2 separate regions of the Homo sapiens genome follow, and region 2 is linked to region 1. A link is an interaction called in ENCODE POLR2A ChIA-PET data of the cell type or tissue named here. Cell type or tissue: GM12878. All regions are shown on one strand.

Region 1 (8,000 bases):
CTTCCATCCACTCACCCACCTACACACCTTTCCTTCCATCCATCCACTCACCCATCCATTCATCCATTCATTCATCCTTCAACCCTTTCTTTCTTCCTTCCTTCCTCTCTTCTATCCACCCATCAGTCATCCACCCCTCTACCCACTTATCCTTCCATTTTCTTCATCTGATCATCTTCCATTCATTCACTTACGCCTCCACCCATCCACACACTTAGCCATTCATCAACTTTCTCACTTCAATTTCATCGAGAAACTGATTCCTCCATCTACCCATCTACCTGCCCATCCATTCACCCACTCACTCATCCAACTAGCCACCTGTCTACCCACTCATTTACCTCCATTCACCCATCTATTTATCTGCCCACCCACAATCTCTCACACTGATTGTGAGACCACTGAGTTCACTTGTGGTTCAAATGTCAGAGCTCCTTACTGTGCCACATGACCTGGCAGTGAGAGCTGCACTCCCCAGGCACATTATTTTCAAAATAGAAATGCTAAGAGACACTAAGTACAATGCATGGAGGAGTTGATTTAGGGGCAGCCACTAGAATGCTGTGTTGAGGATTCTAAGACTGAAGCTAGCTTAGTGGGAAAGAGTGTGTATTTGTTAGAATATAGGCTCAGATGTTGTAAAAAAAAATGGCCAAAATATCAGTGGCTTAAATAAGATAGGAGTTTAATTCTCTCTTTTGAAATAGTTCAAGCAAAAGCAGAGGCAAGAGGGAGTCTTTAGGGTGTCTGGGACCCATACTCTTTCAGTCTGGCGCTCTGCCATTTTCAGTGTAGGGCTGTCCTCGTTGGCCCAATATAGCTGCTCCAACTCCTACCATCAAGATGGCATTCCAGCCAGTGGGGAATAGGAGAAGCAGATGGCAGGCCTCTTCATTTTAAGGGCACGACCTGGAAGCAGAACTAAATATTTCCACTCCTGTCTCATTGGCAAGAACTTGGATATCTCCAACTGTAAGGAAGCCTGGGAAATATGTTTTTATATTTTTATTTTTATTTTTACTTTTTATATGGAGTTTTGTTCTTGTCGCCCAGGCTGGAGTGCAGTGGCGCAATCTCGGCTCACTGCACCTCTGCTTCCCAGATTCAAGCCATTTTCCTGCCTCAGCCTCCCAAGTAGCTGGGATTACAGGCACATGCCACCATGCCTGGCTAATTTTTGTATTCTTGGTAGAGACAGGGTTTCACCATGTTGGCCAGGCTGGTCTCAAACTCCTGACCTCAGGTGATCGCCTACCTTGGCCTCCCAAAGTGCTGGGATTACAGGGTTGAGCCACTGTGCTCAGCCAGGGAAATGTGGTCTTTGTGCGGATAACTATGTACTCAGCTAAAACCTGTAGGCTTTTGGGTTTTATTACTAAAGGTGAGATGATAGAATGACTATGGGGGCACAAATCGCACATAGTGCTGTGATTGATTAATGATGTCTGTCATGGCACAGGCATAGGAAGTTACAGCTTAGCGTGACATTTTTCTCATCTCTGGGGCAGGGAAATGTTCTGTGTTTCAGATCCACTGTGCCCCGCTGTACATCCTCTAGTTCTGTTAAAGTTGAGAAAGTTCTTACCTGTGTGGACTTCAGTTTGTTCATTTTTAATATGAAAAGTATGGCCAGGCATGGTGGCTCACGCCTGTAATCCCAGCGCTTTGGGAGGTTGAGGCAGGTGGATCATGAGATCAGGAGTTCAAGACCAGCCTGGCCTACATGGTGAAACCCTGTCTCTACTAAAAATACAAAAATTAGCCGGGCGTTGTAGCGGACACCTGTAATCCCAGCTACTCTGGAGGCTGAGGCAGGAGAATTGCTTGAAACTGGAAGGCGGAGGTTGCAGTGAGCGGAGATCGTTCCACTGCACTCCAGCCTGGGCGAAAGAGTAAAACTCCGTCTCACAAAAAAAAAAAAAATGAAAAGTATGAGTTAATATTTCCAAGGTCACACAATGAGTGCATAAGAAAAAAAGTAAAAGGGGCTGAGCACAGTGATTTATGCCTATAATCCCAGCTCTTTGGGAGGCCAAGGCAAGAAGATCTCTTGGGCCGAGATGTTCAAGACCAGCCTGGGCAACATAAGGAGACCTTGCCTCTACAAAAAGTTAAAAAAAAAAAAAAAAAAAAAAGCTGGTCATGGTGGTATGTGCCTATAGTCTCAGCTACTCAGGAGGCTAAGATGGGAGAATGGCTTGAGCCCAAGAGTTCGAGGCTGCAGTGAGCTGTGATTGTGGCACTGCACTCCAGCCTGGGTGATAGAGTGAGACCCTATCTGAAAAAAAAAAAGAAGAAGAAAAGGAAGGGAAGGAGAGTGGGGAGGGGAAGGGAGGGAAAGGAGAGGGAAGAGGGAAGGAACTGGAGGGAAGGGAAAGGGAACTGGAGGGAAGAGGGAAGGGAAGGGGAAAGGGGAAGAAAGGGAAGGGGAGGGAAGGGGAAAGGGGAAGAAAGGGAAGGGGAGGGAAGGGGAGGGGAAAGGGGAGGGAAGGGAAGGGGAAGGGAAAGGGGAGGGAAGGGAAGGGGAGGGGAAAGGGGAGGGAAGGGAAGGGGAGGGGAAAGGGAAGGGGAGGGGAGGGAAGGGGAGGGAAGGGGAAGGGAAAGGGGAGGGAAGGGGAGGGGAGGGAAAGGGAGGGAAGAGAAGAGGAGGAAAGGGGAGGGGAAAGAGGAGGGAAGGGAAGGGGAGGGGAAAGAGGAGAGAAGGGGAGGGGAGGGGAAGGGAGGGGAGGGAAGGAGAGGGAAAGGGAGGGAAGGGGAAGGGAAAGGGGAAGGAAGGGAAGGAAAGGGGAGGGAATGGGAGGGGAGGGAAGAGGAGGGAAGGGGAAGGGAAAGGGGAGGAAAGGGAAGGGGAGGGGAGAGGTGAGAAAGGGATGGGAGTGAAGAGGGAGAGAAGGGGAGGGGAAGGAGAGGAGGGGATAGGGGAGGGGAGGGGAAAGTGGAGGGGAGGGGAAAGGGGAGGGAAGTGGAGGGGAAGGGGGAGGGAAGGGGAAGGGAAAGGGGAGAGCAGGGGAAAAAGGAGGGAAGGAGAAAGGGGAGGGAAGGGAAGGGAAGGGGAGGGAAGGGGATGGGAGGGAAAGGAAGGAGAGGGGAGGGAATGAGAGGGTAGGGAAGAGGAGGGAAGGGGAAGGGAAAGGGGAGGGAAGGGAAGGGAAGGGGAGGGAAGGGAAGAGGGAGAGAAGGGGAGGGGAAAGGGAAGGGAAGAGGGGGGAAGGGGAGGGGAGAGGAAAGGGGAAGGAAAGAGAAAGGGGAGGGGAAGGAAAGGAAAGGGAGGGAAGGGAAAGGGAAGGAAAGGAAAGGGAGGGAAGGGAAAGGGAAGGAAATGGAGGAAGGGGGAGGGAAGGGAAAGGGAAGGAAGGGGAGGGAAGGGAAAGGGAGGGAAGGGGAGGAGAAGAAAGGAAAAGAAAACAAATCCCATCTCCTCACTCTCTGTCCCGATGAGGTGGAAACAAAATTCTGTATTCTCAGAGCTTGACGGGCTCTGATTCAGCACCACCCATTTTACACATGTGGAAGAGGCACACAGAAGGAAAAGGACTTCCTTTCTTTACTCCAGGACATTCAGAAAGTTCAGTTTCTTAGTGTCTAGGCCCACGTTTTCTCCAATATATCTTGGCCCTTCTCTCTCTGCAGTGATATTTTAATCAAACTCCACCAGGCAGAGATCCTTGGGGTGTGTTTGCCCAATTCATTGGCAAATATATATTTTTTTTCTTTAGGACATCAGCCCTTGTTTTTCTACACCAGTTGAACTCAGAGATGTCAAAAACATAATCCTCATTCTCAGCCAATATAATTTCTTTCTTTCTTTTCTTTTCTTTCTTCTTCTTCTTCTTCTTTTTTTTTTTTTTGTTGTTGTTGTTGTTGTTGAGACAGAGTCTCCCTCTCTCACCCAGGTTGGAGTGCAGTGGTGTGATCTCAGCTCACTGCAACCTCCACCTCCTGGGCTCAAGTCATTCTCTGGCCTCAGCCTCCCGAGTAGCTGGGATTACAGGTGTGCTTCACTATGCCTGGCTAATTTTTATATTTTTAGTAGAGACTGGGTTTCTCCATGTTGGACAGGCTGGTCTTGAACTCCTGACCTCAAGTGATCCGCCCACCTCGGCCTCCCAAAGTTTGGCCTCCCAAAGTATTGGCCTCCCACAGTGCTGGGTGGCATGAGCCACCGTGCCCGGCCATGGCCAATGTGATTTTGTTTCTGAGTTTTCTTCAACTAAGGCAGGGTTTCTCAGCCATGGCATTGCTGACTTCTGGGGCTGAATCTTTCTCTGGGATGGGGTTGTCATGCGTTGCTGGGTGTTGAACAGCATCCCTGGCCTGCACCCACCAGATGGCAGTACTGTCCTTGAGCATCCTTGTCCCCATTGTGGCACCTCAAGATGTCTCCAGAAACCGATATGTGTCCGCTGGGTGAGCACTGCTAGACTAGACAGACACTTATGACCACACTGTGATGCAGTCCCCTTCCCTACCTAAGAGCGAAGTGAATGTCACAGGCCAGAGTGTGAATCTGTGCATCTGAGTCTGCGAATCTAATCCTTGCTGTGCAGCTTTGGGCAAGGGACCAAATCTCTCTGTGCCTCAGTTGTCTTATCTGTGAAGTGGGGGGCTCATTAGAGGACCCCATAGCTGAATACTTGGACACAGGAACTGAGATCATTGCTGTTGCCTCTGTGTGGCTGCAGGCATCACCGCCATGGCATGGGGTGTGGAGGAGAAGCTGCTGGTGATTGGCACCCAGGATGGCATCATGGCTGTGTGGGACATGGAAGAGCAGCATGTGATCCACATGCTAACTGGACACACAGGTGAGACTTGGGAAGTGGGCTTTGTGGTCAGCTTCCATAGTGAAAAGTTGGTTCTCAGAGCCCCTTCCCCACAGATTCACTTCTCTGTATTGAAACCCTGGCCTTTGTTCCTGCATCACTTAGCTATAGTTGCATAATGAACCATCCCCAAACACAGTAGTTTCAAACAAGCCATTTCTTTTTCTTTTTAAATATGGGATCTCACTGTATTGCCCAGGCTGGAGTGCAGTGGTGTGTTTATAACTCACTGCAGCCTCAAACTCCTGGGCCAAGTGATCCTCCTGCCTCAGCCTCCTGAGTAGCTGGGACTACAAGCACATACCACTATACCCAGCTAATTTTTTAATGTTTTTAGAAATGGGGTCTTGCTATGTTGCCCAGGCTGGTCTGAAACTCTTGGGCTCAAGTGATCCTCCCTCCTTAGCCTACCAAGTAGCTGGGATTACAAATTTGAGCCACAAACAAGCTATTTCTTTAGCTCACTTCCTGTGCATTGGCAATGCAGGCTGGACGCAGCTGGGCAGTTTTCTGCTCTCAGCTGGGCTTGCTCATGTATCTGCAGTCAGTCAGTGGATTATCTAGGAGCTGGCTGAATCTGAATATTTTCAAATGAGGCAACTCAACTTTGCTCCACGTGGTCTGTCATCATTCAGCGTCCTTCAGGTCTCTCATCCCCAGCAAAGGCAAGGTTTCTTTTTTTTTTTTTTTGAGACGGAGTCTTGCTCTGTCGCCCAAGCTAGAGTGCAGTGGTGCAATCTCGGCTCACTGTAAGCTCTGCCTCCCAGGTTCACGCCATTCTCCTGCCTCAGCCTCCCGAGTAGCTGGGACTACAGGCGCCCGCCACCATGCCTGGCTAATTTTTTATATTTTTTAGTAGAGACGGGGTTTCACCGTGTTAGCCAGGATGGTCTCAATCTCCTGACCTTGTGATCCACCCACCTCGTCCTCCCAAAGTGCTGGGATTACAGGCGTGAGCCACCGTGCCCAGCCAAAGGCAGGGTTTCAAGAAAACAAGTAGGCACTCACAGAATCTCTTAAGCCTGGACTTGGAGTTGGCACCTGGTCACATTCACATTCTCTTGACCAAAGGAATTCACAAGAGCAGTCCAGTAGGGAAATAGGCTAAATAGGCTTTCTGCCTTCTTTTCTTTTCTCTTTCCTTTCCTTTCCTTTCTCTTCTCTTTCCTTTTCTTTTTCTCATTCTTTTTTTCTGACAGGGTGTTGCTCTGTTGCCCAAGCTGGAGTGCAGTGGCACAATCTCAGCTCACTGCACTCTCAGCCTCCTGGGCTCAAGCAATCCTCCCATCTCAGCCTCTTGAGTAGCTGGGACTGCAGGCACACACCACCACACCTGGCTGATTTTTGTATTTTTTGGTAGAGACAGGGTCTCACTATGTTGCTGAGGCTGGTCTCAAGCTCCTGAGCTCAAGCAATCCTCTCGCCTTGTCCTTCCAAAGTGCTGAGATTACAGGTGTGAGCCACTACACCCAGCCTAGGCTTCATTTTTTGATGGGAGGAGCTGCAAAGTCACATTGCCAAGGATGTGGATCAGTAAGGGTAAAGAATTGTGGTCCTTTTTGCATTTGTCGACCTCAGATCCTAAGTAAGGTTGTTTATTTCTACATAGTCCCTTAACAGATATGGCTTATTTCTGTAATCAATTGTTGAGTGCCTGCTGAGTACCAGGTCCTGTTCTAGATGCTGAAGAGAGATAGACGAGGGTCGGGACTAGGATGGAAAACTATTCATTCTTGAAGACTAATCTCAAGGGTCCTCCCTTTGGGAGAGATGATTCCCACAGTAGAGTTCATAACTAGCTACCTTGTGCTCTCCTGCAGCTTGATATACATAGGACCACATTGGCTAAGACTACAGTTGGCTGGGCGTGGTGGCTTATCCCAGCACTTTAGGAGGCTGAGGCAGGCAGATCATTTAAGCTCAGGATTTTGAGACCAGCTTGGGCAACATGGTGAACCCACATCTCTACAAAAAATGCAAAAATTAGCCAGGCATGGTGGTGCACACCTTTAGTCCCAGCTACTTGGGAGGCTGGGGCATGAGAATCGCTTGAGCTCAGGAGATTGGGGCTACAGTGAGCTGTGATTACACCACTGTACTCTAGCCTGTGCAACACAGCGAGACCCTATCTCAAAAAAAAAAGCAAGACTACATTTATTTGTTGACCTGAGATCTTATTACTATTGTTTGAGGGCAAGGGTTATGTTTTATTCAACATACTCCATGCTTATTTGTTGAATAAATAAGTTAAAATATCCCATGTGTTTAAAAAATACATTTAACAGAATCAAGTCATCGAAAATTAGCTTTAGAAAGAATCTAATCTAGGCCAGGTGCAGTGGCTCACGCTTGTAATCTCAGCACTTTGGGAGGCCTAGGCGGGTGGATCACAAGGTCAGGAGATCGAGACCATCCTGGCTAACACGGTGAAACCCTGTCTCTACTAAAAATACAAAAAAAATTAGCTGGGCGTGATGGTGGGTGCCTGTAGTCCCAGCTACTCGGGAGGCTGAGGCAGGAGAATGGCATCAACCCAGGAGGTGGTGCTTGCAGTGAGCCGAGATTGCACCACTGCACTCCAGCCTGGGCGACAGAGTGAGACTCTGTCTCAAAAAAAAAAAAAAGAAAAAAAAAAAGAATCTAATCTAACCCTTTTATGTAATTAAGAAAACAGGTTGGGCATTTTATTTAATTAATAAAACAGGACTCACACCTGTAATCCCAGCACTTTGAAGATGGGAGGATCACTTGAGGCCCAGAATTCAAGACCAGCCTGTGCAACATAGCAAGACGTCACCTCTAAAAAAAAAAAAAAAAAAAAAAGTGTTTTAAATTAGCCAGGCATGGTGGTGTGCACCTGAAGTCCCAGCTACGTGAGAGGCTGAGCCAAGAGGATTGCTTGAGTCCAGGAGTTGGAGGCTGCAGTGAGCCATGTTTGCACCACTGTATTCCATCCTGGGCGACAGAGTGAGACCTTGTTTCCAAAAAACCAAACAAACAGAAAAATGGGTGGGGGTGGAGAAGGTCTAAAGAGCTGAATCAAATTTCTATTAGAGATGACATATTCAAATTTTTAAAAAATTTAAAGGGGTGCCCTAAAAGGCTCAATTGACAAGATACATAATATTATGACACAATCTTTTGAAAAATCAAAAGTTTAATTGGCCCTCCATATCT
Region 2 (8,000 bases), 260 kb after region 1:
TAGCTGGGTGTCATGGCAGGCACCTGTAATCCCAGCTGCTTGGGAGGCTGAGGCATGAGAATCACTTGAACCCGGAAGGTGAAGGTTGCAGTGAGCCAAGAATGGGCCACTGCACTCCAGCTTGGGCAACAGAGCCAGACCCTGTCTCAAAAAGAAAAAAATGCCTAATCTAAAATGCACTTTCCAAAACGGTCAGTGCAAGAAATGTTCCAGATTTTTAATTTTTCAGATTTGGGGATATTTGCATTATACTTACTGGTAGAGTATCGTGTGTGTGTGTGTGTGTGTGTGTGTGTGTGTGTGTGTGTGTGTGTGTGTAGTCTGGCTCTGTTGCCTGGGCTGGAGTGCAATGGTGCGATCTTGACTCACTGCAACCTTCACCTCCTGGGTTCAAGCAATCCTCCCACCTCAGCCTCCCAAGTAGCTGGGACTACAGGCACATGCCACCACATCAAGCTAATTTTTGTATTTTTATAGAGACAGGGTTTCACCGTGTTGCCCAGCTGGTGTCAAACTTCTGAGCTGAAGTGATCCACCTGCCTCAGCCTCTCAAAGTGCTGGGATTACAGGCATGAGCCATCATGCCCAGAGTATCTTTAATCTGAAAATCTGAAATCTGAAATGTTTTGGTGAGTGTTTCCTTTGAGCGTCATGTTGGCGCTGAAAATTTTTAAATTTTGGAGCATTTGTGGAATTTGGATTTTCAGATTAGAGATGCTCAACGTGTATTAAAAATATGGCTGGGCGAGGTGGCTCAAGCCTGTAATCCCAGCACTTGGGGAGGCCAAAGAGGGCAGATCACTTGAGACCAGGAGTTCGAGACCAGTCTGACCAAGATAGTGAAACCCCATCTCTCCTAAAAATACAAGAAATTAGCCAGGGGTGGTGGTGCATGCCTGTAATCTCAACTACTTGGGAAGTTGAGGCAAGGGAATCACTTGAACCCAGGAGGCAGAAGTTGCAGTGAACTGAGATCATGCCACTGCACTCCAGTCCGAACGACAGAGTGAGACTGTCTCAAATAAAATAAATAAATAAATAAATAGCAAAGGCGCTGAAAGTACTCAAAACTCATCACTTCGTCTTCATTTTACTACATTTTACAATTCTCTGTACTCTTGAGGTTATGCATGGTGAAAATACTCCATAATAACACAGATCTCTTCCTAACTCTATGTTTAGTCACTTCACGCCAGTAGGTTGAAATTACCCATGGGCGGAGTACAGTCACTTCCACTTTATCACTTGTTTTGAAAGCACAAATGTGTTCCGACATGATGGATGCATTAGGAATGATTTGAGCATAAAATCAAATATTGTGTTCACTTATGTAAGATTTTTGTCTGCAAGAAACATTGGGTATGAATGCAGAAAACTGCACCTGGCTGACCCCAGCCACGTAGGAATACACAAAAACCACACCTGCACCCTCTCCAGCATCTCTGTGCTCCCTCAGTGCCTTGCTGTGTGCCAGGAGCCACATCTGTCCCTGTCTGAGGTTACAATATCCCGCCTGATTTCAGATGATCTCCTCCCAGACCTTCACAGTAACTCACAGGCTGCCACCTCCCCATGCCCAGGTCCACAAATGAGCCTTCAGTCTTTCCAAGGCTGATACTGTATTTGTGTATTTTTTTTCTTTTCTTTTCTTTTCTTTTTTTTTTTTTTTTTTGAGATGGGTTCTCACTCTCTTGTCCAAGCTGGAGTGTAACGGCACAATCAGGGCTCACTGCTGCTTCAACCTCCTGGGCTCAAGTGATCCTCCCGCCTCAGCCTCCCGAGTAGCTGAGACCACAGGCATGTACCACCATGCCTGGCTAATTTTTTTGTATTTTTAGTAGAGACAGGGTTTTGCCATCTCACTCAGGCTAGTCTCCAACTTCTGGACTCAAGCGACCCACCCGCCTTGGCCTCCCAAAGTGCTGGGATTATACAGGCGTGAGGCATCGCGCCCGGCCATATTCTTGAAATTCTTAACCATTTGACATTTGTACAATGTCACTACCATTTTTAGTAGGTGCCTATTTTTTTTTTAGGTGTCATTGGTGACATTTGGATGGTTGTGCCCTGACCCGTTTTCCCATGAGCCCTGTGGTTTGATTGTGTGAATTTGCAGCGTGAGGTCATTTTTAGGAATGGCCCTGTTGTGTGAGGGCGGAACTGGCTGCATTAGCCCCATGGTAAGTGGTTGTCAAACATCTCCAAACATGCCTAGGATGAGCAGCTTTGCAGTTTGGATGGGGGACGAGGAAGACCGCAAAGACTGTCCTGTTGTCAATGGGCGTTTTTCTTTTTTTTTCTTTTCTTTTTTTTTTTTTTTTTGAGATGGAGTCTCACCCTGTTGCCCAAGCTGGAGTGCAGTGGCGCGATCTCGGCTCACTGCCAACCTCTGCCACCCGGGTTCAAGTGATTCTCGTGCCTCAGCCTCCCGAGTAGCTGGGATTACAGGCACATGCCACCACGCCCAGCTAATCCAGCTAATTTTTTTGTTTTTTTTTAGTAGAGATGGGGTTCCACCATGTTGGCCAGGCTGTTCTTGAACTCCTGACCTCGAGTGATCTGCCCATCTCGGCCTCCCAAAGTGCTGGGATTACAGGCATGAGCCACTGCGCCTGGCCCAATGGGCGTTTTTCTCCCACTTAGCCAGCATGTGCCTGTGCCTGCCAGGTGCCCAGGAGATTGGATGTCAGGACTGAAGACAGACAGACAGCCTGATGGCCTGCAGTGATCTGGGTCTTCTAGCACAGTGCCCCTGACAGGGTTCCTAGGGCCAGAGGGAGATCAGGCCATGCCTGTCCAGGACATTTCGTATAAATGGAATCATACACTATGTGTGCTTTTGTGTCTGCCTTCTCTCACCCAGCATCATTTTTTGTTTGTTTGTTTTTTTAAGATGGAGTCTTGCTCCATTGCCCAGGTTGGAGTGCAGTGGCGCAATCTCGGCTCACTGCAACCTCCGTCTCCCAGGTTCAAGCGATTCTTCTGCCTCAGCCTCCCAAGTAGCTGGGACTACAGGCATACACCGCCATGTCCAGCTAATTTTTTGTATTTTTAGTAGAGAGAGGGTTTCACTGTGTTGCCCAGGCTGGTCTTGAACTCCTGATCTCAGGTGATCCACTCACCTCAGCCTCCCAAAGTGCTGGGATTACACGCATGAGCCTCTGCGCCCAGCCAAAATATGCAATGACACCTACCAGGAGTGAGGCAGGAATGATTTTCTTAATAACATGTTTATTATTCTTTTCTCCCCCTTGCTTTATTGTCAGAATACGATATATAATACATAGAACATACAAAATATGCGTTAATTGATCGTTTATGTTATCTGTTGACTTCTGGTCAACAGTAGGCTATTAATAGTTAAGTTTTGGGGGAGTCAAAAGTTATGCACAGATTTTCAACTGCCAGGAGGCTCAGCACCCCAACCCCATTGTTCTTCAGGGCCAACTATACATCTGTTTAGAAAAACAAAAATGTACACTGAAGCACAAAAATTGGGCCAGGCACAGTGGCTCACACCTATAATCTCAGCACCTTGGGAGGTCGAAGTGGGAGGATCACTTGAGGTCAGGAGTTCAAGACCAGCCTGGGTATTATAGTGAGACTTCATCTCTACAAAAAATTAAAAAATTTGGCCAGATGCGGTGGCTCACCCTTGCAATCCTAGCACTTTGGGAGGCCAAGACAGGCAGATCACTTGAGGTCAGGAGTTCGAGATCAGCCTGGCCAACTTGGCGAAATCCCGTCTCTACCAAAAATACAAAAATTACCCGGGTTGGTGGCAGGAGCCTGTAATCCCAGCTACTTGGGAGGCTGAGGCAGGAGAATCTCTTGAACCTAGGAGGCGGGGTTGCAGTGAGTCAAGATCGCGCCACTGCACTCCAGCCTGGGTGAGAGACTCCATCTCGAAAAAAAAGAAAAAGAAAAGAAAAATTAGCTGTGTGTGGTGGCTGAGTGGCCTCCAAAGGTGGCTTTTAGGGGGACATCTGGGATCTGCCCCAGCAAGTCCCAGCTATTCAAGAGGCTGAGGCAGGAGGATTGCTTGAGCCTAGGATTTGAAGCTGCAGTGAGCTATGATTGCACCACTACACTCCAGCCTGGATGACAGAGCAAGACTCTGTCTTAAAAAAAAAAAAAAAAAAAAAGCCGGCGCCGTGGCTCACACCTGTAATCCCAGCACTTTGGGAGGCCGAGGCGGGTGGATCTTCTGAGGTCGGGAGTTCGAGACCAGCCTGACCAACATGGAGAAACCCCGTCTCTACTGAAAATACAAAATTAGCCGGGCATGGTGGCGGCGCATACCTATAATCCCAGCTACTCAGGAAGGCTGAGGCAGGAGAATCGCTTGGACCTGGGAGGCAGAGGTTGCGATGAGCCGAGATCGCGCCACTGCACTCCAGCCTGGGCAACAAGAGCAAAACTCGGTCTCAGAAAAAGAAAAAAAAAGGATGGGGCAGGATAACAGGATGCAGGCCTGGGACTTTCCATGGAGGAAGAGGCCTCAGAAAGGTCTATGTCTGGGACAAGGCGACCTGAAGTGCCCTTGGGCTTAACCTCTTGGACTCAGCCCTCTCTGGGGTTTGGAGATGCCAGCTGCCCCAAAAACCGCTCCGAGCACAAGCAATGTGCCACACAGCCCTGTGGCAGGAAGGAGCTCGTGCCCGCTCCAAGTAGCACCAAGCGTGGAGGAAGGCAAAGGAGACTCGGGCTGCCACAGGCCCTCTCTGGGTGTGGGGACCAGAGATCAAGCCAGGTTCCCATTCTTGCCCTGTGAATCCTGCACTGTGTCCTCAGGGCGGGGAGTGTACGCAGGCCATCGGGGGACAGCACAGGGCAGTTGGTCCCCAGCCGGTGGGGACCAGTGTGTAGGCTCTAGGGTCAGCCTCAGGGTGGCCTTGGGGATGTGCAGCTCCTTGGAGAAGATGAACTCACAGCTGGTCCAAGCTCTGACGTCACTTCCGGGAGGAAGCTTCAGCCTCATAACTCCAGAACCACTTCCCTAAAATCCGAGTTTGCCGAGTTTTTGCTTCAACCATCTTGAGTAGCTTTGTCCTGCCTGGACCCTGAGTCTGAGCAAAGATAATGCCCTGTGATCATCCAGCCCCAGACAGCCTTGAGGCACCACCGCAGCCCCACTGTTCCTGGGGCATGCCCTAGATGTCCCCTGAAGGCTGCCCTCGGAGGTCAGTCAGTGATCCGCCCTCTGCACCAAGAGGGCTTCTTCCCATCTTTCTGGCTCCTTCTGGCAGCTTCACCATGGTGAAGCCCCTTCTGGGGTGCTCCTTCAGCTGGGTGACTGTGCCTCCAAATGCATGCTTGTGAAGTCTGCACCTGCCCAGCTCACCTGGGGTCTGTCTGCACCTGCCCAGATCACCTGGGGAGCCATGTCTCTGTCCACCTTACCTGGAGGCTGTCTCTACCTGAGCTCCTCATCTGGGGGCTGTCCACAACTGCCCACCTCACGCGGGAGCTGTTCACACCTGCCCACCTCACCTGGGGTCTGTCCATACTTGTCCATCTCACCTGGGGGCTGTCCATACCTGCCCACCTCACCTGGTAGCTGTGTCCATACCTGCCCACCTCACCTGGGGGCTGTTCATACCTGCCCATCTCACCTGGCGGCTGTCCACACTTACCCATCTCACCTGGGGACTGGGTCCCTACCTGCCCATCTTACCTGGGGGCTGGCCACACCCGCCCACCTCACCTAGGGTCCATGTACCCACCCACCTCACCTAGGGACTGTCTACACCCGCCCACCTCACCTAGGGACGGTCTACACCCACCCACCTCACCTAGGGACTACACCCACCCACCTCACCTAGGTCCATGCACCCACCCACCTCACCTGGAGGGCCATGTCTCTACCCACCTCATTTGGAGGCTGTCTACACCAGTCCCTGTTGCCTGGGGGCTATGTACACCTCCCCATCCCACCTGAGGACTATGCACCCATCCACCTCACCTAGGATTTACCCACACCCACCTGGGGGCCATGTCCCCACCCACCTCACCTGGGAGCTAACTACACTCGCTCACCTCACTGTGTCCCTACAGGGTGAGCACAGGCGGAGGGCAGGGAGTGGGGCAGGAGTGTCAGGGAGCAGGGCAGGGGTGTGTGCGTCTGTCCGGGAAGAAGGGTGGAGATGCTGCCTGCAGCCCTTTTTACCTGCACCTGAGCCCTCAGTGCAGCTCTGCATCAGACACTCCCAGGGCCCGGGGTCTGGTGACCGGCACCATCTCCTGTCTCTTAGGTGGCATCTCTGCCCAACCATTCCTTCTTAGAGGCTCCTGTGACATGAGAGCAGGAATGGGGCCTGGGACAGCACTGGAATAAGAAAACCGAGGCCCTGGCCAGGTGCGGTGGCTCACACCTGTAATCCCAGCACTTTGAGAGGCCGAGGAGGGAGGATCACTTGAGGTCGGGAATTCAAGACCAGCCTGGCCAACATGGTGAAACCCTGTCTCTACTAAAAATACAAACATTAGCTGGGCGTGATTGTGGGTGCCTGTAATCCCAGCTGCTCAGGAGGCTGAGGCATGAGAATCACTTGAACCCAAGAGGTGGAGGTTGCAGTGAGCCGAGACTGTGCCACTGCACTCCAGCCTGGGCGACAGAGCGAGACTCGGTCAAAAAAAAAAAAAAAAGAAAAAGAAAAAGAAAGAAAGAAAGAAAGAATGGAGGGGCAGGGTGGGAGAGAGAGAGAAAGGAAAAGAAACGAAAAGAATAAGAAAAGAAAAGAAAAGAAAAGAAAAGAAAAGAAAACAAAACTGAGGCCCAGACACGATTCAGCCCCAGTAGGCACCCTGGCAAGCTCTGCCTTCTGGGCAAGCAGGCTGGAAATAAAAGCACCACAGTGAACACCCTGGCCCGCCTCGGCTCCGCCAGCAGCATCTGTCCTGGAGAAGACGCCAGCTCAGTACCAGAAATGTTCCGGACACAACCTGGACCGGGCAGAAGCTGAGGAGCCACCAGGCTGCCAGCAGTTCCAAGCACATGCTAGGGGCTGCGGAGGGGGCTCGCCACCCTCTAACTCCCTGGGGGTGGCCTCGTCCAGCCCCGCAGGAGGCCTCTGTCTATTGGAGCTAAGCCTGGAGACGGCCACTCCGGCCAATGGCCTGTCCAACCCAGGTGTAGACAGCCCCTGAGTGAGGCAAGCAGGCACATGGCCCCCCAGGTGAGCTGAGTGGGTACATGGCCTGCCGAGGTGAGGTAGGCAGGTATAGGTAACCCCCAAATGAAGTAGACAACCCCCAAGATGAAGTGAACAGGTGTAGACAGCCCCTGGTAGACAGGGGCATGGTCCTCCAGATAAGACGGGTAGGTGCATGGCCTCCTAGACGACATAGGTGGTAGACAGCCCCCAGGTGAGGGGGACAGGCATAAATAGCCCCCAAGTGAAGTGGACAGGCATAGAAAACCCCCAGGTGAGGTGGACATGTGTAGAAATCCCCCAGGTGAGGCGGACAGGCGTAGAAATCCCCCAGGTGAGTTGGACAGGCGTGGAAATCTCCCAGGTGAGGTGGACAGGTGTAGAAAGCCCACAGGTGAGGTGGACAGACGTAGAAAGCCCACAGGTGAGGTGGGCAGGCCTAGAAAGCCCCCAGGTGAGGCAGACAGGTGTAGAAATCCCCCAGGTGAGATGGACAGATGTAGAAATCCCCCAGGTGAGATGGACAGATGTAGAAATCCCCCAGGTGAGATGGACAGATGTAGAAATCCCCCAGGTAAGATGGACAGACGTAGAAAGCCCAAAGCTGAGGTGGACAGGTGTAGAAATCCCCCAGCTGAGGCTGACAGGTGTAGAAATCCTACAGGTGAGGCAGACATGTGTAGAAATCCCCCAGGTGAGGAGGACAGTTGTAGAAATCCCCCAAGTGAGGTGGACAGGCATAGAAATCCCCCAGGTGAGGTAGACAGGGACATAGCCCCCAGGTGAGGTGACCACTTCCTTCCCTTCCTTCCTCCCATCACCAAATGTCCACAGACACCGCCCCCA

What was found. ChIA-PET counts read pairs that join two places held together with the same protein. Peaks named below come from ENCODE experiments on the same cell type or tissue, not always from the same donor. Only the 100,000 strongest peaks of a DNase experiment are listed, where the experiment ranks them.
Region 2: POLR2A ChIA-PET joins it to region 1 with 11 read pairs; 3 of 35 experiments call an interaction of 5 or more read pairs at or near these places.

What each region holds. Positions count from the first base shown.
Region 1 is chr19:16,774,661-16,782,660 of GRCh38, forward strand. It overlaps NWD1 (NACHT and WD repeat domain containing 1), which reads left to right. Exons shown (of 19, transcript NM_001007525.5): 12 at 4,683-4,805. Among named protein-coding and RNA genes, the nearest start is that of SIN3B, 51 kb to the right of the region's middle. In GM12878, a CTCF peak has its summit at 4,329 (motif pointing right); a DNase peak (open chromatin) is centred at 4,361.
Region 2 is chr19:17,031,286-17,039,285 of GRCh38, forward strand. No RefSeq gene overlaps it. Among named protein-coding and RNA genes, the nearest start is that of CPAMD8, 8.5 kb to the left of the region's middle. In GM12878, no CTCF peak of the experiment used is centred here; no DNase peak of the experiment used is centred here.